Regions from separate parts of the Mus musculus genome. Here regions 1 and 3 are each linked to region 2. A link is a loop called in an ENCODE intact Hi-C map of the cell type or tissue named here. Cell type or tissue: left cerebral cortex. All regions are shown on one strand.

What was found. Peaks named below come from ENCODE experiments on the same cell type or tissue, not always from the same donor. Only the 100,000 strongest peaks of a DNase experiment are listed, where the experiment ranks them.
Region 1: a loop joins it to region 2, with 3 times the contacts of the local background. A loop is called at or near these places in 6 of 42 quality-filtered maps.
Region 3: a loop joins it to region 2, with 2.0 times the contacts of the local background. A loop is called at or near these places in 5 of 42 quality-filtered maps.

Annotation. Positions count from the first base shown.
Region 1 is chr7:127,015,522-127,023,521 of GRCm38, forward strand. It overlaps Pagr1a (PAXIP1 associated glutamate rich protein 1A), which reads right to left and starts at 1,831. Exons shown (of 3, transcript NM_030240.1): 1 at 922-1,831; 2 at 679-761. The coding sequence starts at 1,400. Prrt2 (proline-rich transmembrane protein 2) reads right to left here and starts at 5,690. Exons shown (of 4, transcript NM_001102563.1): 1 at 5,484-5,690; 2 at 3,874-4,834; 3 at 3,363-3,495; 4 at 2,021-3,209. The coding sequence starts at 4,770. The coding sequence ends at 3,199. It overlaps Maz (MYC-associated zinc finger protein (purine-binding transcription factor)), which reads right to left. Exons shown (of 5, transcript NM_010772.1): 5 at 6,613-7,647. The coding sequence ends at 7,493. In left cerebral cortex, a CTCF peak has its summit at 1,534 (motif pointing right); DNase peaks (open chromatin) are centred at 692, 1,160, 1,594, 1,850 and 6 more places; H3K4me3 peaks cover 6,587 bases; H3K27ac peaks cover 7,814 bases.
Region 2 is chr7:126,946,396-126,954,395 of GRCm38, forward strand. Asphd1 (aspartate beta-hydroxylase domain containing 1) reads right to left here and starts at 2,764. Exons shown (of 3, transcript NM_001347657.2): 1 at 1,876-2,764; 2 at 322-435. The coding sequence starts at 2,734. Sez6l2 (seizure related 6 homolog like 2) reads left to right here and starts at 4,140. Exons shown (of 18, transcript NM_144926.5): 1 at 4,140-4,721; 2 at 5,605-5,736; 3 at 6,379-6,678; 4 at 6,990-7,129; 5 at 7,320-7,521. The coding sequence starts at 4,643. It also overlaps a transcript of Kctd13 not described here. In left cerebral cortex, CTCF peaks have their summits at 360 (motif pointing right) and 1,254 (motif pointing left); DNase peaks (open chromatin) are centred at 346, 2,506, 3,220, 3,642 and 7 more places; H3K4me3 peaks cover 5,264 bases; H3K27ac peaks cover 5,312 bases.
Region 3 is chr7:126,878,944-126,886,943 of GRCm38, forward strand. It overlaps Taok2 (TAO kinase 2), which reads right to left and starts at 6,024. Exons shown (of 16, transcript NM_001163775.2): 1 at 4,963-6,024; 2 at 1,554-1,720; 3 at 1,305-1,376; 4 at 1,109-1,210; 5 at 464-509; 6 at 248-344; 7 at 1-90. The coding sequence starts at 1,685. It overlaps Tmem219 (transmembrane protein 219), which reads right to left. Exons shown (of 6, transcript NM_026827.1): 6 at 7,276-7,372. In left cerebral cortex, CTCF peaks have their summits at 4,068 and 5,951; DNase peaks (open chromatin) are centred at 3,155, 5,162 and 5,908; H3K4me3 peaks cover 4,103 bases; H3K27ac peaks cover 3,070 bases.

The sequences.
Region 1 (8,000 bases), 69 kb after region 2:
ACACTTAGAGATCTTGTTAAATACTCCCTTCTTAGGCCTCAGGGGCACAGAGGAGCTAATGTTTAGGTTTGGGCCACACACAGGATGGCTGGTATTAGACTAAGATACCCATAATGCAATGGCTGGGGAACATAACCATCATGTGCAAAGGTCCTGGGGCAGGGGTAGAGGCCAGAAAACTTAAGACTCTCCGTGGACATGCTCTTCCTCTCTGGAATGGAATCCTCGGGAGTAGTACAAGCTGAGGAAAGACGGGACCTCACTTAAAAGGACTCCTCTGGTTGACAATGGTGGATCTGTACAAGCGGAGCTAATGCAACTTGCTGTTGGCTTGGCCGGCTGCGAGAGAGCTCCAGAATGATTCTAAAAGCATATTCTAGGAAGGCCCACAGGCTGGGATGTCAGGTCAGCTCTGGGCATGAACATAGTACTTCAGAGATGTGTTCAACAAACTTTGAACTTCTGGGAAGGTCTGCGGGGTCCCTGATAGGAAAGTATGGCACTGACCTAAGCCAGAACTATGCTGCTACTGTGTGAATGCTACTGTATGAATGCTCCGTCCCACTGCTGGTCAAGATGATGGCTGAAACCAGCCAAGGCCTCAGACCAGCCCACTTGTGGGCGGGGTAACTAGGGGAGGCCCTTTACCTCCCCTCAGTTCTTCCCTCTCATCCGTACCTGGTGTCCGTCTCCTGTCAATCAGTGAGTCCTTTGGTGTCATTGGCTCATCATCAAAGTCAAATTCTGTAGGCATGTGCGGCCTGAAACAGGGTGGACAGAAAGCCAAGGTTGAGAGAAGCACTCCCTAACACCCGCTGGCACACCCCAGCCCGCCGCCTCATCCTTTCCTGCTCTCCCCTCCCTCCAGGCTCCGTGCTCAGGAGAGCAGTCCCGGGAATAATGTGTAAAGCATGGCCTCACTTTTCCTCCTCCTCTTCTTTGGCCTCTGGCTCCTCGTCTGATCTCTCCTCTTCACTCTGGGCCTCTGGGGTAGGCGGCCGGCGGGGTAGGATCTCTGCTTGAAGCTCCAGAGTACCTTGGGTAGCCAGCAGTTCATAGAGCCGCTGGATCTCGGAGGGTGGGGGCATCCAGGACTGCCCATTGGCCGGCAGCTCCACCTCCTCATCGCTGCAGGGCACGCACCAGTCTTCGGCTTCTCCCTCCGCACGCTCGTCGCTCGCAGCGCTGGGAGCTTCTAGTGCCTCCTCAGGCCTGGATCCCTCACGCCCGGCCTCCTCCTGACTGCCTTTCCCCTCTTCCTCGGCCTTACTAGCCGAGACAGAGGGACCTCCAGTGTCCTCCACCGCCAGAGCTTGGAGGCCGGAAGTCACTTCCCCTTCTTCAGACAGAGGCGCTGCTGTGCTGCCTGCAATGGTTCCATGGCCCAGGGCAAGGGACATAGAGTACTAGAGAAGAAGCCCAGCAATAGAGGAGATTCTAGAGTACCAAACCAGTGCGCCTCACCCGAAAGGCTGGAGAGCCTTTCTAGGTCTAGGAAATCGCCAGTCAGTCCAACAGCTGACTGCGGCCAGAGCACCGTCCCCAGGAGGGGGCGCTCAAACCCCTGCAAGGACAGACCCCACCCCACGGACCCAGAATTCTGCCGTTCCCAGGGACCCGCAGGAAACACGCTCGGAGCTGGAAAGGGAAGGGCCTGTTTTCTCGCTTTCACATCGCCTTCTCCATCACCGGGATGGAAGTCATCTTTTTAGACCGGGCAAACCTAGTTCGCGTCTACTCAGCAGCGGTACAAACCTGGAGCTAAAACCCGCCTCCCAGGCTGCGCAGCATCTCAGTACGCAGGCGCAGAGAAATGGCGCGCGGAGGCTCCGCGGTAGTCAAAGCTACTTGGAAGAGGAAAGAGAAGACTTGCGCATGCGCAATTTGGCCCTTAGGACTCATTAACCTCGGCCCATACTAAAGATGGCCACTGCGGCAGCGCATGCGTATTCCGTTCAGTAGGGCCTGCCAGAAAGCAGTACCTTGACTCTGCAAACACAGGGACCAACTGAGGCCAGTCTCATGCATTCTCTGTTTATTAGTGTTTAAGACTCATGCAGCATTCAGCATACAAAAAGGGAGACTCAGTTTTATTTTTTGAAAAGGAATTTTAGTTTTCCCCCAACTTTTTTTTTTTTTTTTAAAAAAGAAAGGAAACAAACAAAAAACCCCGCCAACTCTGAAATGCATCGCAGCTGGCTCTCTGCCTCCTCAGAGGGCTGTCGCGTGCAACAAACCTCCCTCATCCTCTTAGAGAATAATTACAGAGCTCCCCCACCCTTCCCTTGCTCCCTGCAGCTGGGAACTTTGGTCCTGTTTTTGTTTGTTTGTTTTGTTTTGAATTCTACTGTTTACAAAGCACATAAATAGACCTTCAAACAAGAAACTCTGAGGTTAAAAAGCCCAAACGGGCAGATCAATTCAGGCTGACTCTTCAGGCGCAGCTATGCCCCTTCCTCCCCTGGATGTTCAGAATAAGGACTCTCAGAAGGTCCCCCAGGTGAGGACTCACTTGCCAGCTTTGGGACCCAATAGGCACCTTAGGGGTAGGGGTAGGGTATGGTCTGGGCCTGGGTGGTCCCCAGTAGAGAACAGTCAGAGCCCCCAGCTAGGCTCCTCTCCCCACACCATCCTTCTTCCCTCAGCCTGACCTAAGTACTGCAGTTTTTGCAGACTAAGTGTTGGCAGGAGGGTGAAGACGCTAAGGGGGAGATGAAAAGGGAGAAAGGGTCAGGGGACGTGGCAAGGGGAAAAACGGTGTTAAGGAAGGGGAGAACGGGATGGGTTAGATACCAAGACAATGAACGTTGGGAGGCCAGGGATAAGGTTCAGAGGATTCCAGAGGCAGGAAGAAGTGCAGGGAGGCTGGGAGAGATGCAGAGGTGCAGAGTACAATTTAGATGTTCAGGAAGGCTTCCAGAAGTGCAGAGAGGTTTTCAGAGTGCAGGGTTAGGGAGGTCAAGAGGCAGGAGTGGGGTGGGGGTCTGCAGGCAAAAGTGCAGGGAGAAAGGAAGCCTATGGCTGGCAGAGGAGCCTGGCAGGATGCAGGGGGAAAGAAGCTGTAAACAAGGCCGCTCAGGCTCCCTTGGTCCCTAGAGATGGGGGCCAGGGCCATGGACTGGGATTCTCCCAGGACAGGGATGGACCCAAGACAGCTCCCAACAGGAAGAAAAGTCTTGGAATGCAGGGCAGAGCCCCTCACTTATACACTGTGGGAGAGGAGAGGGAAAGACAGACAGGGAAGGAGACAGGAAGAGACAAAGGCATAGGGAGGACAGACAGGAGAGAGCAGGGTCAGGGGTTAGTAAAGCTGCCCTGGTCAACCCTCCGCGCCTCCCTTCCTGTCCCTGACCCCCACTCACCGCCTAAGTTGATGACGCAGGAGGCGATGATGATGAGGACCCCCCCAACCAGCGCCACGATGCTTAAGAGCTTGGCTACTCGGCCCAGACGTTGAGCCCCATCCACGTCCCCCTGTTGCAGGCTGTTCCGGGACTGGGGTGAGGGTGAGGGGTTTGGAGGTATCATGGCCCAGGTCAGCAGGAGCCAGCCCAGCAGGGATCAGGTGAGAGTCCAGAGGAGGAAGGTCAGCCCAATGGGGTTGAGAAAGGAAGGAGAATTGGGGACGCAGGAGGAAGAGGGTACAGGTCAGTAAGATTATATGACACATCTGTTTCCCTCCCGCTTGAAGGGGTCGGGCAGGAGTGCCTTGGAAGGTTAGGTCCTGGGGAGAGACAAGCAAAGGGCCAGCAATTGGAAAAGTGGGATCCATGCAGAGAGGTGAGGGAAGGTGTCATTACTGGGGCTCTGGGCTGACACTGGCACGAAGCTGAGAGCCACAGTACACTTGGGCCAGGGTCCCTTGGGGCTCACCATGACGGCATAAGCGAAGGCCACAATGTTGACAGGCCACATGGGGCAGAAGCAGGACAGGATGGCAAGGATGATATAGTCCCGAGGTTTCTGGGTGCCTTCGCCCCCTTCCACCCCAGGCCCTGCCAGCTGGGAGCTGGGATGACGGCTTAGGCTACCTCGAGGAGATCCTGGATGCCCACCGTGTGCCCTTCCTATTCTGTCTTCCTCAACGAGTTTCTGCAGCACACGGGGGGGAGCCCCATTGGCTGGGGGTGTTTTAGTTGAGGGTGGTGAGTGAGGTTGGGGGGCTGGGCCCTCTTCCCCGTCACCAGCCTGAAGGGGAACCACTGCTCCGTTTTCTTGTTTTTCCCCTGTACTTTCTGTCAGGACCTCTGTGGTAGGGTCCTCTTGGGTGGGGGGCTCTGCCTGAAGGGGTGGTTTAGGAGGAGGCTGGGAAGTTGGCTGAGGGTCTGACTGGGTGTTTATCTGAAAAGCAGGCTCCGAGGTTGGCTCAGGAGGGGCTGTAGACTGCGGCTCAGACCCTTCCTCTGCTGCAGTCTCTCTGTTCACATCTGGTTTGGATGCTGGCTCTTGGCGTGCCTCGCTGGGGCTGGGGCTGGGGCTGGCCTTGGAGCCTTCTTCTGGGTTTAAACTGAGGTCTGTGGCCTGGACTGTTTCTGGGGTTTCAACTGGGGTCTCTGTGGTTTCTGGTGCCAGCTCTGCCTTAGGCCCTGAGTCCACAGGGGCTGCAGTGATGCCTGGGCCCGGCTGAAGGGCCTCTGGCTGGTCTGGGATCTCTGCTACAACCTGGACAGGACCTAGTCCTTCTTCAGAATGCCTGGGACCTTCTGTCTGGGTTTTGGAACTGTCTTCCACCCCCTTCATCTCAGAGACCTGAGAGCTGCTGGCTGCCATCTTAGAGAAGCGAGATGGGAGAGGGCCCGTGGGGAAGAGGAGACAACAGTGACAGTAGCAAATCCTGGAAGAGGAGGAGACAGGCTTGGTGAGGAGGGAAGAGTGTCTCTCATCACCACAGGCTCAAGAGGGCTAGGATTCTGTTTCAAGGCTAGCCTGTACTGTCCCTAGGGAGAGGAGGAAAAGTTGGGATTTCCTTTGCTTTAAGGTGGAGAAGTATTTTAAAGTCGGCTTGGAGAGCCATGGGAAGATAAGCCCTTTTCTAAACAGAACTGCTCTTGGGTCTGTTCCTAGATCCATCCAACACACCCAACAAGACCCAGTCTCTCAGCTTCCAACTCGAAGGCGCACCAGAACATGAAAATCTGTGCATGCGTCAGGCACTCCAACAGGCAGACTGACCAGGACCCCACACAGTCTGCTCCTTCTGTACCCTTCCCTCCTCTCTGGGCACCACCTAAGAAGTGCAGGGTTTCCTACTGTGCATTTGGGCTCAAATGCCCGTCTACCTCCTTCCAGCCCCATTCTTGGGGAAGACCCAGTATCTTGTGCATACCTTCTTAGCCCTTCTTTTAGGGGTTCCCTTGTTGCTTTCAGCAGAGGCTGAGGGGGAGGGGATCTTCTCCCGATGGTACGACGCACCCAGCACCACCCTCTAGTTCGCCTGGCACCTGCATTCTCATGCCACCCAGCTGTCTGTCGTCCACACCTACCAGCAGTCTCAGTTGGTCCCAGTCTCATCCGCTGCCAGCCTCGGGACTGCTCCTGCGTCCCGCCGCCACCGCCGCTGCTGCTGCAGCAGCCGCAGACCGGGGAGGGAACAAGTCTGTGAGCAATGAAGGGAGGTGGCGGGTCTCCCCTCCTCTCTCCTCCGGGTTTGCTCGGCCCTTCTTCTCTGGTCCCCTCCCCTAAGCTCCACTGCTGCCGCGCCGCCCCCGCCCCTAGCACGCCTCCTGCCCCTCCCGGATAGCCCAAGAGAACCTCGTGCCAGGCCCCGTGTTACCTGGGTAACCGGCCTGGGGACCACTCGTGCCCCCTCCCTGCCCTTTCTCGCCCCCTCCCTGTCCTTTCTCACGCGCACCTCCTGGTGGGGCACCCCCTTCTTCCTAAGTCCTCGGCCCCTCCCGCCAACGGTCACCGGGGGATCCTGGCAGAGACCTAGGTCTGCGAAGAGACGGACCAGTGAGGATTGGGTGGAGGCACCCTGAGCAGCATAGATGGGTTAAGCAAACAGGTCTAAGTTTGGGGTGGCTGCAGGGGAACTGCGTGGGGTTTCAAGAGAAGGGAGCCTGCAGAACTGAAGCCTTCCTACTCTTGGAAAGCAGCAGCAGCAATGCGTGATGGAAGCTTAAGGGAGGGTCTTTGTAAAGGTTTGAGCAAAGCCCAGAAATGGAAATTCCAGCAAGCTAGGAAGGGCCAGGGCAAGCAGTCCATGACCACCACAGTGGGACCCGAATGCAGCTTACTGAACCCTGTGTCAACCATGGACCCTGGGATCTGTATGTGCAGCCTGGTGCTGGGTTGTAGACAGGACAGCATCAATAACTAGCTTGGCATCCCTAATCTCCAGTGGGTATTCTGTGCCTGTTCAGATTGGGTATTCCCTGAAGACCTGGAATCTGCTCTCCATAACTTCTGGATTCTTGGCCCTACCCTAAATTTGTGTTGTACTGCAGCTAGAGGTTGTACCTCAGAAGAGAGAAGCTACCACTTTGCAGAGCAGGAAAGGTTGGGACCAAGATCAAGGTCAACAAAGAACCCCTCCCTCTCCCTGGGAGGGGTGAGGCATGAGCACACACAACAGGGGGCTTGGTGAAGATAACTTAGGAACTCAGAGACAAGTTTTTATTTAAAATTTATTGTAATGGGGTCTGCGCAAAAGGAGGGAGGGGAGGGTGGGGAACATGCAAGGGACACAGGAACACGATGACATGGCCAGGGCCATAGCTTCTGTTATGGGAAAGAGGAAGAAAGACCAGGGCTGGAGCTGGGGTGGAAGAGGGAAGGGGGAGACACTGTGGCTGCATTCCCCCACCCCCAGGAAGCACCTCTTGTCCCTGGCTCCCCTCCTTTGCCCTGGCCCCCTAAGATTCCATCTCTCTTGTTCTGCCTCTGGCTCCAGTGGCTCCTTCTGATGCTCCCCTTGGCTTCTCCCTGGACAGACACTCCAGTAGGATGCTTGGGGTTTAACCACCCAACCTTACTCAAGTATCCCTCTGCCTTCCCCGCTTCTGCCCCTCCTCAATACCACCTTTTCTCTCCTCTGGGACAGAATCTTCTTTCCCCTCCTCTCTCCTCCCTACCCCTGGGAAAAAACAACAACAAAAAAGAAAGCACCAACTCCCCAGGAAGGGGCAGCAGACAGTAGGGGAGGGGACAGAAGGAGGAGAGCACAGGACCTTCTAGGAAAGGCTCACAAATCCCTGGGAGGCAAGGCAAGGGGTTAAAGGTGAGGGCAGTGGCTGCTGCTGTCCTCTGCCACCCCTGCTCATTGTCCAGGGGACTTCAACACAACTCAGGGGACAGGTGTTTGTAGGGTCAGCTCTGATAGGGAGAAGAAAGGAGCAGGAGAAACATTGTTAAAACCTAGTGAATTCCTTCTTCCTCCTCTCTGTCTGGAGGCTCCTTGGTTGATGAAGAGTCGTGAGGAGTTGGTGGGAAGAGGAGACTGTACCAAGAAGAGCTTTCCTCCACTCTCCCCTCTCCCCCATCAACTTGGAGCTCACCAAGGCTGGGAGGGAAGTGGCTGAGAGCTCACTGGTACCCCCTCTGCCCCAGAGAGGGAGCCCACAGCTGTGGGGGGGGCTGCCACCACTGCTGCTGCCGCCGCCGCCGCTGCTGCTGCCGCTGCCGCCATTGGACAAACCTCACCAGTACCTATAGGGAGAAACACCAAGGATCACAGCACAACCTAAATGGCAAGAAACATGTTCCATACCCCAGACTTTTCAACTATTTCCCTATTTCCCCTGGGACACAGCCGTTACTTCCTATCTGGTCCCCAGAGGCTTCGGCCTGCCTGCTTACCCAGACTGAGCATGTCCATACTGCCCTCTCTGGATCCCAAGGCTCCCTAATCTGAGTGACAGACTGGCATCCCTGGCCTTCCTGCGATCCCCTATTGGGCCCTTTGAGTTCCCTTGTCCCACACATCCCATGCTGCCCCCCCCAGCCATGTCCCACACCTTGCCTGGTGGGTGCAGGGGTCCCCCTCAGCAGGTAGGCTGTGG
Region 2 (8,000 bases):
AGTTTCACCATACCTGGCATTTACAGTGGTAGCTCTGTGTGCCCAAAACGGGTACATTTTATACCAGCTGACAGGCATGATATGATTAAATAAATGCCTAAGGTTTCACAGCAAGAGGATAGGGGTGCAGATAGTCTAGCTTATGGGCCTAGCCCATATGCACAGTCACCCGGTAAAGAAGGCAGATGCCCCACAGGTGATTGGAGGAGCTGTGGCTCGCCCAAGGCTGTGCAGTCCCAAAACAGTGCTGCTGAGAGCAGATTGGCTGGAATCCCTCCAGGTCTTTGGTCCCCTGACCCACCAGAATGTGAGTCCTATTACCATTATGAGCCACTGTGTGCAGGAAGGAGTCGTCCACCAGGAGGCAGTGCCCTTCAGCCCAGCACTGGGGCTCACCACCAACAACCAACTCACAACCAGGAGGGATCTTCAGGCCTGTGAAGAGAGAATGGGAATGGAATCCACCATTCCTGCCTGTGTTCAGGGGGCCTGCCCACTCAATGGGCCTCACAGGCCAGATTCTGTGGAAGTCCTGCTTTGGGAAGCATATCTGTCATTTGGAAGAAATCTCCCCTAAACCATCTCCTCCTGGACTTTCTGTCAATTCAGTTCCAGAATCTACTGTGTACTGGGCACCTCTCCCATGAGGCAAAACTAATGGATCCAGTCTGACCCCAGGACCTTAGTCGAGTGTGCTGAGAAAACAGCCGACTCTGACGTAAGTAAGACATTCCGGAAAGTCGTCCTTAAGACTGGGTAGTGTTCCCAACCTTATGAAGGTTAAAAGTCCAACATGTGCATGGTATCTCCAGGGAGCAGCCAAAAAGCCCTCACCCAGGGACCAGGGGTTGGGATGAGCCCTGAGGCAGAGGGGTGGTCCCTGAGAAGCCCCAAGTCCTGTAAACTGGCAGGGAAACTGTTCTGTAGGAACTCCACGTCATGCCTCTGGGTGTCACATGGCACAGAGGGGTGAAGGCAGGTCTGGTAGGAAAAGTAGTATGCCCCAAATCATAAGATCCACCCAGCTGGCAGTACACAGAGATTTATGCTAAGCTGAAGTCATAATATTTACTTTCCCAATTTTCTTTCAATCTTTAGAACATTAGAAAATCTCAGGGGGCTAGGGAGATGGCTCAGCGGCTAAGAGCACTGCTTGCTTTTCCAGAGGTCCTGAGTTCAATTCCCAGCAACCACACGGTGGCTCACAATTATCTGTAGTGAGATCCGACGCCCTCTTCTGGTGTGTCTGAAAACAGAAAATGCCAGGTTGGTGCTATTGAACACCCCACTAACATTGCTACTTATCAGCGAAGAAGCCTAAATAAAGTAGGCTACCTACTGCTCACACCTTTGATCCCAGAACTCAGGAGGTAGTGGGAGGCAGATCTTAGTGAGTTTGAGGCCAACTGGCCTGTATTTAGATTCCAGGCCAGTACTACATAGTGAGATGTAGATTATCTCACTATACTCCCTAGACTAAATAAAAGAGAAATAAGACCCAGGCTTGCCTCAGACTTGTGATCCTCGCCTCAGTCTCCCAGGTGCTGAGATTACAGGCATGCAAGACCATGCCCTGCTCCAAGCAGTCTCTTTTTACAATTTAAAATTCATTTTCTGGGTATTTCCTCTTCAGGGCAAGTAACACTGACCACTTACATTTCAGTGAGAATTTCTTTTAAGTTAAAAGGGGGGAGGGTGGCTGGTGGTTGGAGACAAAGAGTCAGCGTGGGACACTGTGTAAGCCACCACTGACTGGATAGATGCATAAAAACAGAACTCAGATCTGGTTGGGGAAGATTCTGAGAAAAGAACCAAAGTGCAGAAAGAGGTAGTAAAGTAGGAAAGATGGAAGGTTTGTAGACAGGCTATACTCACCCAGATGGCATCTAACCCGAGCATTGGTGGGTCCACAGCGGCCCTCAAGCCGGGCCCCAGGCAGTAGAACGGAAAAGCCAGCATTGCCGAAGGTATTGGCACTCATGAAGCTCCGTAGCCCCCTCAGTGCCCGATAGGCTCCTGGGCACCGCCGGCAGTTGCTGGGTTGGCATCGGCCTGCTTGGTACAGCAGGAGCTGGTAGCACCCAGGGGCCAGGGGTGGGGACCAGCCCCGAGGCAGAGGAGTAGTTCCTGAGAAGTCCCAGCTCACAGCCCCGAAGTCCCGCAAAATGGCGGGAAAGCTGCTCTGTAGGAGCTCCACGTCATGCCTCTGGGCATCACGTGGTACAAAGGGGGACGAAGGCAGGTCTGGTAGAAAAAGTAAGCCAGGGCGCTGAATGCCCATGACCCCTGCCCCTCCTGTGAGGCCAGAGCCTCCCTGAGCTGCCCGCCTCACCCTACCCATCCCAGCCCAGGAGTAACGCCTGGCATAGGCCCGAAGCCGCCTGCTCACTAGACCTTCTGCCCTGGGTCCTTCTCCAGAATCCCCAAGGCCCCTTGGGCCAGTCTGAGAACATACATCAGGCATACCACTAACACCCCCAGCTCGGCTCCCGGTCCCCAGGGCCTGCATGTCTTGGGAACCCAGTCGGTAGCAATACCAAAGGAACAGAGAAGTGAGGGCTCCGAGGAGCATAGTAAGGGCTGAGGAGCCTAGAGGCAGTGGCCATGGAAACATGATAGGCAAAGAGGCCCTGGCTAAGTGGCAAGCTGCATCTTGCAGACCCCAGCTCCCTGGTACCCCCAGTTCTCCACCTGACCCCTCGATGACTGCTTCCTGATTCCCTCCCTTCCACATCCCCACTCCTGTTCACTCCTCCTACAGGCCCCCCAACAAACCTTCCCCTCACTTCCCTCTTTCTTTCTCCCCTTCCTTTTCTATTTGTCTCCACTCGGAGATCACTCTTGTTCTCTCTTCCTTCTGTGGTTCCTCTCTCCTTTCCCCTTCCCGCAGTCTCCTCTTCCTTTCCTCTCTCCACCCTCAGTCTCCCAGTCTCAGCTGGTTTCTCCTCCCTCCACTCCAGCCCCCCTTTCCTTATCGACCCCTTCTTTTTCTTCTAGCTTCCCCTGACAACAGCGGTTCCTACTCCACCTGGCCCGCAGCCCCACTCTATAGCGGCTCTTTCTCTTTCCTCTCTCCTTGACCTGTCTTCTCCCTCGAAAGGGTCGGGTCTGTCCTCTCCGATTCCCGACCTCCTACACACCCCTTCTTGGGCGCCCACTCACCCTGACGTCACTCCTTCCCGCAACCCTCTCTGTTTAGCTACCCAGGACCCCTCCCAGAGGCAGCCGCAGCCCAGCCCTGCAAGGGGGGTGGGGGGAGACTTCTCTCTGGATTTGCCGCTCCAGACCCCCTCCCCCAGCCCTGACCGAGCGCCACGTGGGGTACAGGGACACAGTGCCAACCTCTAGCCGCCCCGCAATGCGAAAAGAAGGGCAGGGCAGACTCGGGGGCGGGGCGAGAGCCCTGACCCGCTCGTGAGGCCGGTGCTCTGGAACTGCGAGTCCGGCCGTGGGCCTGCGGGTCCCTGGAGAGGTCGGCCTGTGACTCCCCTTTCCCCTGGCTTGGCTACGCCAGAGCCAGCACAGAGCAAGACGCGGGTTCGCGAAAGCGGCTTCAGCCAATCAGTGGCTTCAAGGCCGCCCGTGCAGGCGGGGCCGGGAGCTGTCCTCGCGCCCAGGTGCTGAAAGGGCACTCGCTTGCTCAGTGGCAGAGCCAGTAGATCACGGGTGGTAGCCGCTAGGCTGCAGGTCTCTGTCAGGTCGCCTGCTAGAGAAGGGAGTCTCAACACATACCCATCAGGCTCCTTACAAACCTGGATACTCCCCATTTTCCTGCGGGAGGGGCGAGCCCATCCCACCTGAGCTTCCATAAAGGGCATAGTGAAGGCCCGCGGGGAGGTCCGGGTGTGGACAGAGGACATACTGGACAGGCCAGGAAGACGTGAACCAAGCTGTGCCTACTCTTGACACCTTAGGAAGACCAGGTGCAGATACCAGATGTTCTGGAATGGCGCCGGGAGGGAACCTAATTACTACTGGGACCAGAGTTTCCTTCCTCTCCCCTAGGGGCCTCGGGAAGTGCAGTCCTGGCTCGGCATCCCTCCTTCCTCCATCTGCACTTCCTCCTCCTCCCTCGTCAGAGAATAAATCCCAGGCCCCTCCTTTCACCCGTCCCCAGGATCTGACGTGGGCTTGACACCTTTCTCAGCTTCTCCCTCCCGCAGCTCCAGTGGCCGAGCTTCAGCTTCCCTGGTTCCGCAACCCTTTCCCTCTTCCTCTCCGAGATAAGCCCCGGTTGAACCTCATAAGGGCCCTCTGGATCCTCAAGCCCACCCTGGACCCTCGGAAGCTGCCTTTCCCCTCCCACTTTCCCCGGCTATCTATCTATCCATCCCGATGGGCCCAAGCTCCCGAACAAGGGGATAACCTTCGGCCCTCTCGGCCCCACCCCCCGCAGCGGGAGCCGCGCCCCCCTTTGCCATAGATCGCAGAGCAAAGGATAAAGATTGAGCAAAAGGGGGCGGACTCCAAGCAACCTCTAGGCCAATTCTGCTTCTCCATCCCAAAGGAAGAAAATTTGCCTTCCTTTGCCGACCCTTAGCAGGAAAGCAAAATTAAAGGAAAAGATAAAAGGACGCAGAGGGAAAGTGACAGCGAGATTATTCAGAAGAGCCACAGAGGAGAGAAATTAGTGTGAGTCGCCATGGGGACTCCCAAGGCCCAGCACCCGCCGCCTTCCCAGCTGCTGCTCCTAATTCTGCTGAGCTGTGCCTGGATTGAGGGTAAGGACATGTGGGGGTGGGCCCTGGGAAGGTTCTCGCGGGTCTTCTACCTTCTTTCTCTGAAGATATTGAGTCTTCCGAGCTTGTGGGGGAGGGGAGGGGCACAGTTGACTGGGAAGGGGCAAGCCAAGGCTCTTTGACTGTTACACGGAGCCCTTGAACTCCTAATTTTAAGGAGATAGAGAAATGAATAAGAAGAGCATTTAGTTGTATCTTAGGGGTTAAAATTCGGGAAGAAGAGCTGAGGGAAGTTGGGTGGATTTCTGCGGAGGCGGTAGAAGCAGGCAGGGTACCTGGGTGGGAGATGGAGGTACTGGGAGAGATGCCAGGCGCTGTACACACAAATGTTCTTGGACATATGGACAAAGGCAGATGAACACAATCAGGGATATTCAATCCCTGACTCTACTCTGATCCCCAACCAGAGTCTAGAGAAGGCACAGAGGCTGCAAAGACTGCAGAGAGAGAGAGAGAGAGAGAGAGAGAGAGAGAGAGAGAGAGAGAGAGAGAGAGAGTCTGCAGAGGCAAAAACCCTGAGAGAAAGCTGGCACTGCGGAAGCAGTCTGGGAGATGCTGTCAGACTCTCCTCAGAGTTTAGGGATCAGGGGAGTATTTCACTGGGGAGGAATAGAAAGCAGTCCCAAAGCACACCCTGCTAGAGCTGTCCAGGGTTAGTACTAATTAAGGTTCTCACTGAAGGCCCAGAGACCAGGAGCTGGAACTCAGTGAGGGAGAGGGCAGATTGGAGCCACTCCTCTGATCTTGGCTCTCAACCCAGCCTGGGACTCCCTGAGTGTCCGATAAGATGTGCTCTGGGGAGCATCTCTCCAGATAAGGACAGGATGTAGAGGAATGGAGAGGTTCACAGGACTTCACCTCCTAGGTCTGCCCCTGAAGGAGGATGAGATGATGCCAGAGCCTGGAAGTGAGACTCCCACAGTGGCCTCTGAGGACCTGGCTGAGCTGCTCCATGGGGCTTTGCTGCGGAAGGGCCCAGAGATCGGCTTCTTGCCGGGTGAGGCCCACAGTGTGGCATAGGAGTAGAGAGAGAGGCTATGTCGCTGAGAGCTGGAGTGCCTGGCTAGAGGGAAGGCGGGTTAGAGAGAGTTCTGTGGGAGAGACCCCCTAGGAAGCTGAGAAAGAGTCAAAGCTGGCCCTCGACAGAACCAGAGACAGGGACAAAATGAGGAACAGTCAAGAGGTCATGTATACAGAGAGAAAAATGTGAATTCAGACAACCAGAGTCACAAAAATGGCGAGACAGAGAGAGATATAAAACCAGATCATAAAACTAGGATCATAAAACCAGAGAGCAATAAGAATGCTAAGCATAAAAAAGCTCCAGAGAGAGCTAAACAGAGAGGAGAGAGAGAGAGAGAGAGAGAGAGAGAGAGAGAGAGAGAGAGAGAGAGAAGGCAGGAGTGAGAGCCAGAACTGGGGGTGGGGAGAGGCTCAAGGGGGCCGTTAAGACGGTGGTGAAAAAGAAAAAGGGAGTTTTAGCTACAAAATCTTGAGAGAATGTGGGGAGCCTGTGTGGGTAGGGGAAATGGAGCCTGTACCCTGTGGGGAGGCTTTGGGGTGTTTATTCTAAGCTGTTCCCCACCCCCATGGGCCAATTTGCTGCTCCTGTGTGCTGACTACCCTTAAACTATCTCAGGATCTGACCCAGACCCCACACTAGCCACCCCTCCAGCCGGCCAGACTCTTGCAGCACCTTCCCTGCCACGTGCCACTGAGCCAGGGACAGGGCCTCTGACGACAGCTGTCACCCCCAAGGGAGTCAGGGGGGCAGGCCCCACCGCGCCAGAGCTGCTGACCCCACCCCCTGGAACTACAGCCCCGCCCCCGCCTGGCCCCGCCTCCCCAGTCCCACCCCTCAGGCCTGAGGGAGGAGAGGAGGAAACCACCACCACCATCATCACCACAACAACTGTCACCACCACTGTCACCAGCCCAGGTGAGGTGATGGAAAGGGCATAGATGCTCCTGTGTGGGACTGGCTGAGGGAAAGCTGCTTGGATCACGTGGAAGGAGATTTAGGTACAGGTCAGAGAGGGGTAATGACACAGGCCAGCGTTAAGGTCCAAGGGCTGTTCTGTGGGCTTCCATCCATATTGTAGTTGGGGAAGGAAAGTCTCAGGTGAGGTAGAAAGGGTGCACAGGATAACGATGGTGAAGGGTGGTGGGGATACAGGCGAGCCCTGAAGATGCTCGGCGGGGAGGGCATCACGCAGGACCTCTCAGTCCCAGCTGCTTACATCTCTTTAGTTCTGTGCAATAACAACATCTCGGAGGGCGAAGGGTTTGTGGAGTCTCCGGACTTGGGGAGCACTGCCAGCCGCTCCGTGGAGCTCCTAGATTGCACCTACAGCATCCATGTCTACCCTGGTTATGGCATTGAGATTCAGGTACTTTTCTGTGGTGCCTATTGAGTGTGACTGAACCTGGCCTGGGAATTGGTGAACCTTTTTTCTGAATTAGATGATCTCAAAAGACTTCTGCAACCTGGGTGGTTTACTGGAGGGTTGGGGCTTAGGCTGTCATGTAACCCCTCCCCCTTCTGACATCCCCTGGCCTCCGTGTATCTGGCTTCTCTAGGTGCAGACACTCAACCTGTCTCAGGAGGAAGAACTTCTGGTGTTGGCCGGTGGGGGTTCTCCAGGCCTGGCCCCCAGACTCCTGGCCAATTCCTCCATGCTGGGAGAAGGACAAGTGCTGCGGAGCCCAACAAACCGGCTGCTCCTGCATTTCCAGAGTCCTCGAGTCCCAAGGGGCAATGGCTTCAGGATTCACTATCAGGGTGAGGAGTCTGAAGTGCCAGTAGAGGGACAAGAGCCACCTAGGGTACAGAAGACATCTCAGGGTCCCTCTGACTCAGGGTTCTGAGAGAATCTTCCTCCTGCTTGGGACCCTCTGGGGAGTGGGACCCTCAGAAGACAATCATGCACATTTGCTCACCCATTCCTGGGTCTGCAAATGCAAGTAGCAAATTCACTTATTCCACGCAGTGACTTTTTACTGAGTACCTACTTCATACCAGGCTCTGTGTTTGCCTTGGGAAAAACAATAAATTAGCCCACTATAAGTCTGTCTTTAAGGAGCTGAGGATCTGGGTGGAAACAGATAGTAATTGGAATGGTGATGTCCGTCAGGTAAGGCCTATGATGGAGGAGACTCAGGCCAGGGGAGCAAGAATCAGAGAGACCAGTATTTCTCTAAGGAATAGAGGAATGGCTTCTTGAAAGAGCTGGTGACTAAGAAGGGACCTACAGGATGAGC
Region 3 (8,000 bases), 67 kb before region 2:
TTGGCAGGTGCCATGATTGACGCAGAGCCAAAGTCCCCCAGTTTTACCAAGCCTGGTTCTGACAGCAAGATGTTTCCAGCCTTCACATCTCTGACAGAAGAAAGTGCAGAGATGAGAAATGCATCTCAGAAAAGATGGGGGTGGGGGTGGGGTGGGGTTGGCAGTACCCAAGACAATCAGAGCTCAGCAAAAACGAGGACTGGTACACAGAGTATCCTATTCTCAGCCACAGTTGGTATCATCATACCTATGGATCATGTTGTGTGAGTGTAGATATGCCAGGCCCTGAAGAGCCCCATGGGTCACAGCTGCAATCTCTACCTCCTGCAGGGGTTTCTTGTGCACTGTAGAAGGAAACCAAATAACAAACTGAGGGACCACAGGGGGAATAAGATGGAATAAGCTACTTTCTCCTATGGCTTTCTTGTTTATCTTCCTTATGCCCATGTTCAGATTTACCTACCTTCTAGAAGATCAGAAGCTGAGCCCAGGCAATACTCCATCACCAGCTAAGGAAGGGTCAAGTGTTAGAGATCATCAGATTCTGGCCACCCAGCTCCCTTGAGCAAAACTCAAAACAGAACTTTATTGTTCATCTTCTACTGAGGCAATGCCAAAAGGGTGATAGAGAAGGGAAGCCAGAGAAAACAAGAGGTGCTGGGAGCATCTCTGGATTCAAGCCCCTGCCCCACCTCACCCCCAAAGATTCCAAGACACCTACCACTGCTCCCATCTGGGCCCCTTTTGATCCCCCTTAATCACCACCTTCTAAAGAGCATACTGTCTATGCAACTTGGTGTCAGCCTCTTCTGCACCTCTACACAGATGTTCATTTGTTTGTTTTTCTTTTTTAATATAGGATCTCACTGTGTAGTTTTGGCCCAGGTTGGCACAAAACTCACTAGGTAGTCCAGACTGGTCTTGAACTCACAGAGATCCACCTGTGTCTGCCTCCTCAGTGTTAGGATTAGAGGTGTGTGCCACCATGCCTGGCTTATTGGTTTTTCTGAGGACTAACATAGTCAGAAAGAGACTGCCTGTTTAAAACGCTGGACCAGGAAAAGATTGACCTGAGTAAAACTGTTACTGCAGTTGTGGGACAGCTCACCCAAGCTGTGTGCTCCCTCAGGTAACAGCCCCGGTACTGAATGGTATTAGGATGCCGTAGCTTCTGTAAGAACCGCACTTCCTTGATGATATCCTGCCATTTCTAGAAGGTCAAGAGAAGAAGGGGTTACCCAGGCTGCACGTTGAGACTAGGGCCCTCTGCCCTCCACAACCTGATGTTAATCAACCTGACTCACCTCATTTGATTGCTTCCCACTATAGGACATCTTCTTGATGGCCACCACCTCACTGTTCCGGACATCCCGGGCCTAGAGGACCAGATTGGAGGATGGAAAAGACCACCTTGGGCATGGGGTGAAAGAGGACCCGCTGAGCTATTAGAAGAGGGTGGGAAGGATTATTTTGGTGGAGTGGTGCAGAGGCCTGGAGACCCACAGGTTGAAAGAGACTGAGCCCTGCTTTACCCTTTTCAAGACCCAACTCACAAAGTACACTGCTCCAAAGCTGCCATGGCCGATCTCCCGGAGGTCAGAGAAGAGCTTCTCAGGGTCATCCTTGAAGAAGAGCTCAGCCACATCAGGGTCCTTCAGGCTCCCGGCCCGGCCCCCAGCTGGCATGATGGCCCCAGGGGGCCCTGAGATTGGGATCTTGCCTGGAAAAAGGACATAGGACCCTTAGAGCTAAGATAGGGCCCAGAGGGAGAGAGAGGTCCTCCCTCAGGTTTCTACCTCCTCCTCCCCTCATTTACTGATGAGGGGGAGGTACTGCTGAGGAAAGGTAGGTAGGGGGGCTGTTAATAACAACATCAAAGCTAAAAAAAAAAAAAGTTGCCCTGGCAACCAGATGGGGGTGATGGTAGTGGGGATGGCTGGTGGTCTCTGGAATCCCTAAAATTGCCACAAAGACAATTCTGGGAAGCCAAGCATCCCCTAATCAGCCCTCACTAATTTCTCAGCTCCCTATACACTGCCATTTCCCTCAAGCATAAAGATTTGTGTCTCAGCCAGAGCTTCAAATCCCAACATGTCCTGCCCCACAAGTTCTCATAGTCCAGTGATTTCCAGGGACCTTCCTGTACCCCTTGGTGCTGAGGCTACCTCCTCCTTCAAGCTCTCAAACACTGGATGAGAACAGGAAACAGGCCGGATGTGGTGGAAATCCGGCCATTGTTACAAGTTGGTACTGGCCTGAAGGGACCAAGGAGACTCATTTTCAAAAAACGTAGGGACCCTGTGGCAGGGAGAACATCCAGACTAGGAACAGTAGGGACTGGCACCTGACATTGGGGACCGCTGTGTTCTGGGCTGCCTCTCTTGTCCAGTCCAACTGCATAAGCAGCATACATGGGAATAGGATGTTGTGGGTCACAAATAACATTCTCTGAGCATGGGTGTTAAGCATCTCGGCAAGCATCACCTCTCAGCGGGCTCCACAACCTCATGGATAAACACTATGGTCACATGCATCCCTTACAGACACGAAAACAGGTTCTGAAAAGGCAAATGATTTGCTACCACCAGGCATCCAGAACAATTATATGAAACTAGCAAGGTCTGATCAAGATCACCATTTTCCAGAGTTACTGAGGTAGAGAGAAGAAAAAGGCCTTTCCCAAGGTCACAGAACAGGACCTTTCCCTTTCAGGTTCAGGACAGAATTCTGTTAGGAGGCAACTAAGCCCAGCCTCCCTGTTTTAGGAGAACCTCCCAGATCATTCCAGCCCTTGAGGGGTGGGCGTTCCAAAGCAAACTCAAAAACAAACTCCAAAGCAAAGTTGCCACAGGGTACCAGGACCAGAACGCACACTCTAGGATAGGCTTTTTAAAGGACTAATGGGAATTTTGGACACAAAGCCCTCAGCAGAGTTGGACTCCTGAGGCAGAGTTCTAGCTACTTAAAAGTACCTAACAATTTCAGCATATAATTATATTCTGTGGCACATTGTTTCCTGTCCATGCTGTTAATTTTGTCTCCTTAGCTCAACTGGAAGCTGGCGGGTGGAAAAGGAGCTAGACTCTTTGTAGGCCCTTAGGGTGGGAAAGGCTCACAACTGACGGACTGGCTGCTCTCAGCTGCTTAGTCTGCTCAAGGCAGGCCCTCTTCTCTTGGAGCATAGTGGCAACCACCCCTCACCACACACCCACACAAAAGGCAGGGCATCACAACTTGCCAAGGGAACCCTCATGACTTCTTAACCAGAAACAAGCCTAAGACTGCCAACCCAGAACCTCAGGCCCCATGAAGAGTGGCAGCCACTGTAAAAACATCGTACAGGTCCCCTTCCTTACAATAACATTTGGGCAATCACCGTGGCCTGGGCTAAATCATAATCACCTTCGAAAGCCCACGTTGCAAAAGAATCCCTAAACTGACTGACCAGTGCGCCCATCTGCAACCTACAGCAAGCGCTTCAGGTAAACTGACTGACCAGTGCTCCCATCTGCAACCTACAGCAAGCGCTTCAGGTAAACTGACTGACCAGTGCGCCCATCTGCAACCTACAGCAAGCGCTTCAGGTAAACTGACTGACCAGTGCTCCCATCTGCAACCTACAGCAAGAGCTTCAGGTAAACTGACTGACCAGTGCTCCCATCTGCAACCTACAGCAAGCGCTTCAGGTAAGTGGCTTACCAGTCCTTTGGTAGGAGATTACAAAATCCCGCTACAGGAGATCTCACTCATACTCAGAGCACTTTGTAGACACCAAACAAATGGCTTTTCCTTCTCTGATTCCAGAGTTGCCAGAGGCTTTACTCCTGGGAGCGAGGGGGCACAGAGAGGGGCTCATTCTAACTCAACAGCTAAGAAAAGGCTAAAGCCATCACTTTTTAGAAGAGAGAACTATCTCTGGAACACGGGCCAAAGTGTGGGATCAGAGTAAAAATGAAGGTCACGTTAGAAAAACACCCATGAGGAAGAGCACAAAGCAGAGCTTCCTCTCAGGAAAAGCTCCTTCTGGAGAGGAAGATCATTACACCCCCAATTTCTAAACCTCACCCTGATACATTCCCCCGCGGGTCCCTCATCAAGCCCAGGCTCAGAAGAAGTGGGTATCCAGTCAGGGACAAGACTTGAGTTAAAATCCTGAATCTGTCACTCAGTGACCTTGAACAACTTTGCTGAGCATCAATGTTTTCAACTGTAAAATGGGAAGACAATAATAAGAGTTCCCACAGGTTGAGTAGGAGTATGTAGTATGGAAAAAAATGTATGCAAAAGCGCTCTGTAAAGGATAGGTCACTTGACAAATATATGAGATTATTTACACCATCTCAGCAAGAGACAGGGCTGGAGGAAATATTACCCCCTCACACACACACACACACACACACACACCTTTGCAAGGACAAAAACTCCAACTAAACCAAGCCAGAAAAAAATATAAGTTCCCAGTGTGGTGGCTTGCACCTGTAGTCAAAACTGTAAAGAGGTTAAAGACTGGACTCCAGGGCCAGATCGACCACCCAGGGCTACAGAAAGGCTGTCTCAATCTAAATAAATAAATAAGCCAGTCCACCTACATGGGAATCAACACCCTAGAGCAGTCTTGGGGAAAAAAAAAAAAAAAGAGTATAATAAAATCATGAAGAGGTGGTTGTGAGGGCAAAATTAATAAAGACTAGAAAGGTGGAAAGCCATTTGATTGGCTAAGCATCCTAGGGCGTGACCCTTGGTGACAAGACAGGCCCTGTCACCTGAGAGTACCCCTTCAACCAGACACAATGAAGGCAAGAGAAAGGGAGAAGAGGTAGCAACAGAAGCAGACTGGGCTGGCCAGAGACTGACCATGGGCCCAACAGGAATCCCTATCCTGAGGAGAGGGCCTACCCAGCCCCAGCTTCTCGGCATGGAGCTGACCAGAGGGGCTCATGCCCATACACCCATGTCTCTCACCTGGTAGGGGTCACTATGGTGCCCCAGCGCCTCCGCTTCCGCCTGGGGTACTCCAGTTGCTCTGACAAGCAGGGAGAGGGGCAAGGAGACCTTCCCCCTCGCCACCTCTTCCTCAGCTTTCGCCCTTCCTGAGGGGCGGGCCCGGGAAGCCTCCCCTGGAGGGGAGGGGGTGACAACCTGATCTGACCTCGCGGTCCAGTCCTCCCCCAACTCGAGGGCGACAGTTGCTGAATCCCGGATTTCCGATTGTGGGGTCTGAGCCCCGTATATTTGCAAGGGCTAAAAATGAGTCCGATATCTGATCGCTTGGAGGATGAACCCCGGATATTGGTGCACACAGGGTCCTGAATCCCAGGTATTTTAAATTCTATAAAACAGAGACCCAGGTTTGTAAAGGTTGGGACTTTGGGTCCCAGATATCTGATATACGAGGGTTTGATACCTGGGTATCTGAGAAACAAGGGACCAAGCCCCAAAATTTGGGACCCAGGGGCCTGAGCCCCAGGTCTTCGGCCACGACAAGGGGCCCACCCCGAGGACGCCCGGCTGCACGGCCCCTCTAAGGCTGGGGTCCGAGAGTGACAGCCCCTACTCCAGCCCTGGCCTACTCCCTTTCCCGTCCTCTCTCTCCGGAACAGCTGAAGGACTGTAGCGGAGGCGCTGCTGATGGTCCCTGTGCCTCACTCCCTTTCCTTTTCGTCTCAGCTTCTCACCGCACCACAGCCCTGCTCTCGTCCCGGCCTCCCTCTCTCTCCCTCTCTCTCTTCCTCCCAATTCCAAGATGGAGACCGGGCGGGAGCGCGCAGGCGCGGTATGCACGCCGGGCCAAAGGGGTGGGGCCCCAAAGGAAATAGCCCCGCCCCTCGCCAGTAGCCGCCGCGGCCCAGACGACAAGCTGCCTTCGAGCCCAAGTGCGCGCGCGCCCCGCCACGCGGATCCTTGGTGGGAAGAGGAGAGGAGAAAGGCTTGGCTTGCTTGGGGTGGAGCCCAAGCGCGCGGTCCAAGGACTGCTGGTGGAGAGAGCTGTGGCGCATGCGCCCGCCACGCTTTCGCGCTGCGACTGAGCCTGTTGCTAGGGGAAGCTCTGAGGGGGTGCTCTAGGAAGGAAAGCTGTGGTCTGCGCCTGCGTGCAGGGTAAAGGCTGAAAGGAGTAAAGCAAGGCTGCTGGCAGCTGGGCGCCGGAAAGGCGGGAAACCGGACCATTATTATGTTCACAAGTATCTAAACTAAACCTGAGCTCCCAAGTGCGAGAACGATGTGCCAAAGTTCGGAAAACCCAATGGGTCAAATCCCTACTGGAAAATTGAGGTCCAGTAGGATTGTATAACTTGCCAAAACGCATTAAGCATTTCATACACAGAACATCAATTTAAGTTCATGGAAGAAAACAAATGACAAAGTAGCACAGTTGTGTTCACAGTGTGTCTAAAGAGTATATAGTGCTAGATTAATGCTTACAATTCCAGCACTCAGCAAGCTGAGGCTGAGGCAGGAGGATACCAGTTCTGCAGGGTATGTAACCTAATGGAGTTCCAGTATCAAAAACAAAAAACAAACAGACACACAAACAAACAAAGAACAAAAAACCACAAATATTTTCCAAAGCAAATCCACCAACACGGCCACAGTTTTAAGTGACCTATGCCAACTTGTATTTCAAACTAAGGTCAACAAGGGTAACAAGACGCTAATCATCAGGAAACTAGAGAGGGTGACATCCAAAGATTTTGAGTTCCAGGCCAGGGGGCCCAGGCTTTTCATCCCAGCAACTTGAGAGGTAGAGGCAGGCAGATCTCTGAATTTGAAGCCAGCTAGGGCTCTATAGTGAGACGTGACAAAACAAGGCTGGGGAGCCTGTTCAGTGGTAGAGTGCTTGCCTGCCTAGTGTAGGCGAGGCTCTACATTCAACCCACAGTGCCACAAAATTGGACAGGAGCAAAATGACTAAGTATGTGCTTGCTGAGAAAAGGCTGGTAACCTGTGTTCTATCCCCTGAACCCATGCAAGGGTTGAGGAAGAGAGCACAACTGCTCTGGGACCCCCATGCACGGGCCATGGCATGAGCACACCCAATAAGAAAGAAAAGCCCCCATGGAGTGGTGGCATGTGCCTTTCATCCCAGCACTTAGGAGGCAAAGGCAGGAGGATCTCTGAGTTCTAGGCCAGCTTGGTCTGCAAAGTAAGTTCCAGAACAGCCAGGGATACATAGAGAAACTGTCTCGAAAAACAAAACAAAAAAATTCTTTTACGTCAACAAGGAAAAGTCCCCAGTATTTACTTTAATCCAATCCCCAGTAAGTACCTTACACAATAGTAGTCAAAAGCCATTTATTTTCCCACAGTCTAGTTCTTCACTTTTTGTAATAGGTCTTCTAAACTCAGAAGTGGGCCCCAAGAACTTGACCTGTACCTGGAGAAAAGGAAGAAAACAGGACAGGTAAGAAAACCCCTGGATGAATTTCTGCAAGGATTCAAAAATCAGAGGAAGCGACATCTAGGGATAGGTTCTGGCACTCAATCCCACTGGGGTAGCCTTGGAACTCTAGGATCAACCAGCAGCCAAAAAGCTAGATGCCTTTTCCCACTTCCGAGTGAATAGGCTCCACTGTTTCCTATTGTAAAAAGATGGGTGGTGAGGCCTGGCCCAAAGGAAAATTAGCAGTGTTCTCTGAGCTTCCAGTTCCTCTGGGCTGGATTCATTCCACAGTCTAGGCTGTTTCAGCTTCTCCCACAGAGATGTCCTAGCACACAGAGGCCAGCAGAACCTGGGGAGGGCTTAGGAGCAGGACGAAAAGCATGCAGCTCTCAAACGTGTGTGTGTGTGTGTGTGTGTGTGTGTGTGTGTGTGTGTGTGTGTGTGAGAGAGAGAGAGAGAGAGAGAGAGAGAGAGAGAGAGAGAAGATGAAGAGCTGTTCTGGATTGCTTTTATTCACTAAGAGAGATGTTGTAAATTAGTAGTATTAGTACTATGAGGACCTCATCTACTACATTTGCCAAGCTCTTTCCCTCCAAAGATCTAGTTAGCAGAGAAAACGGTT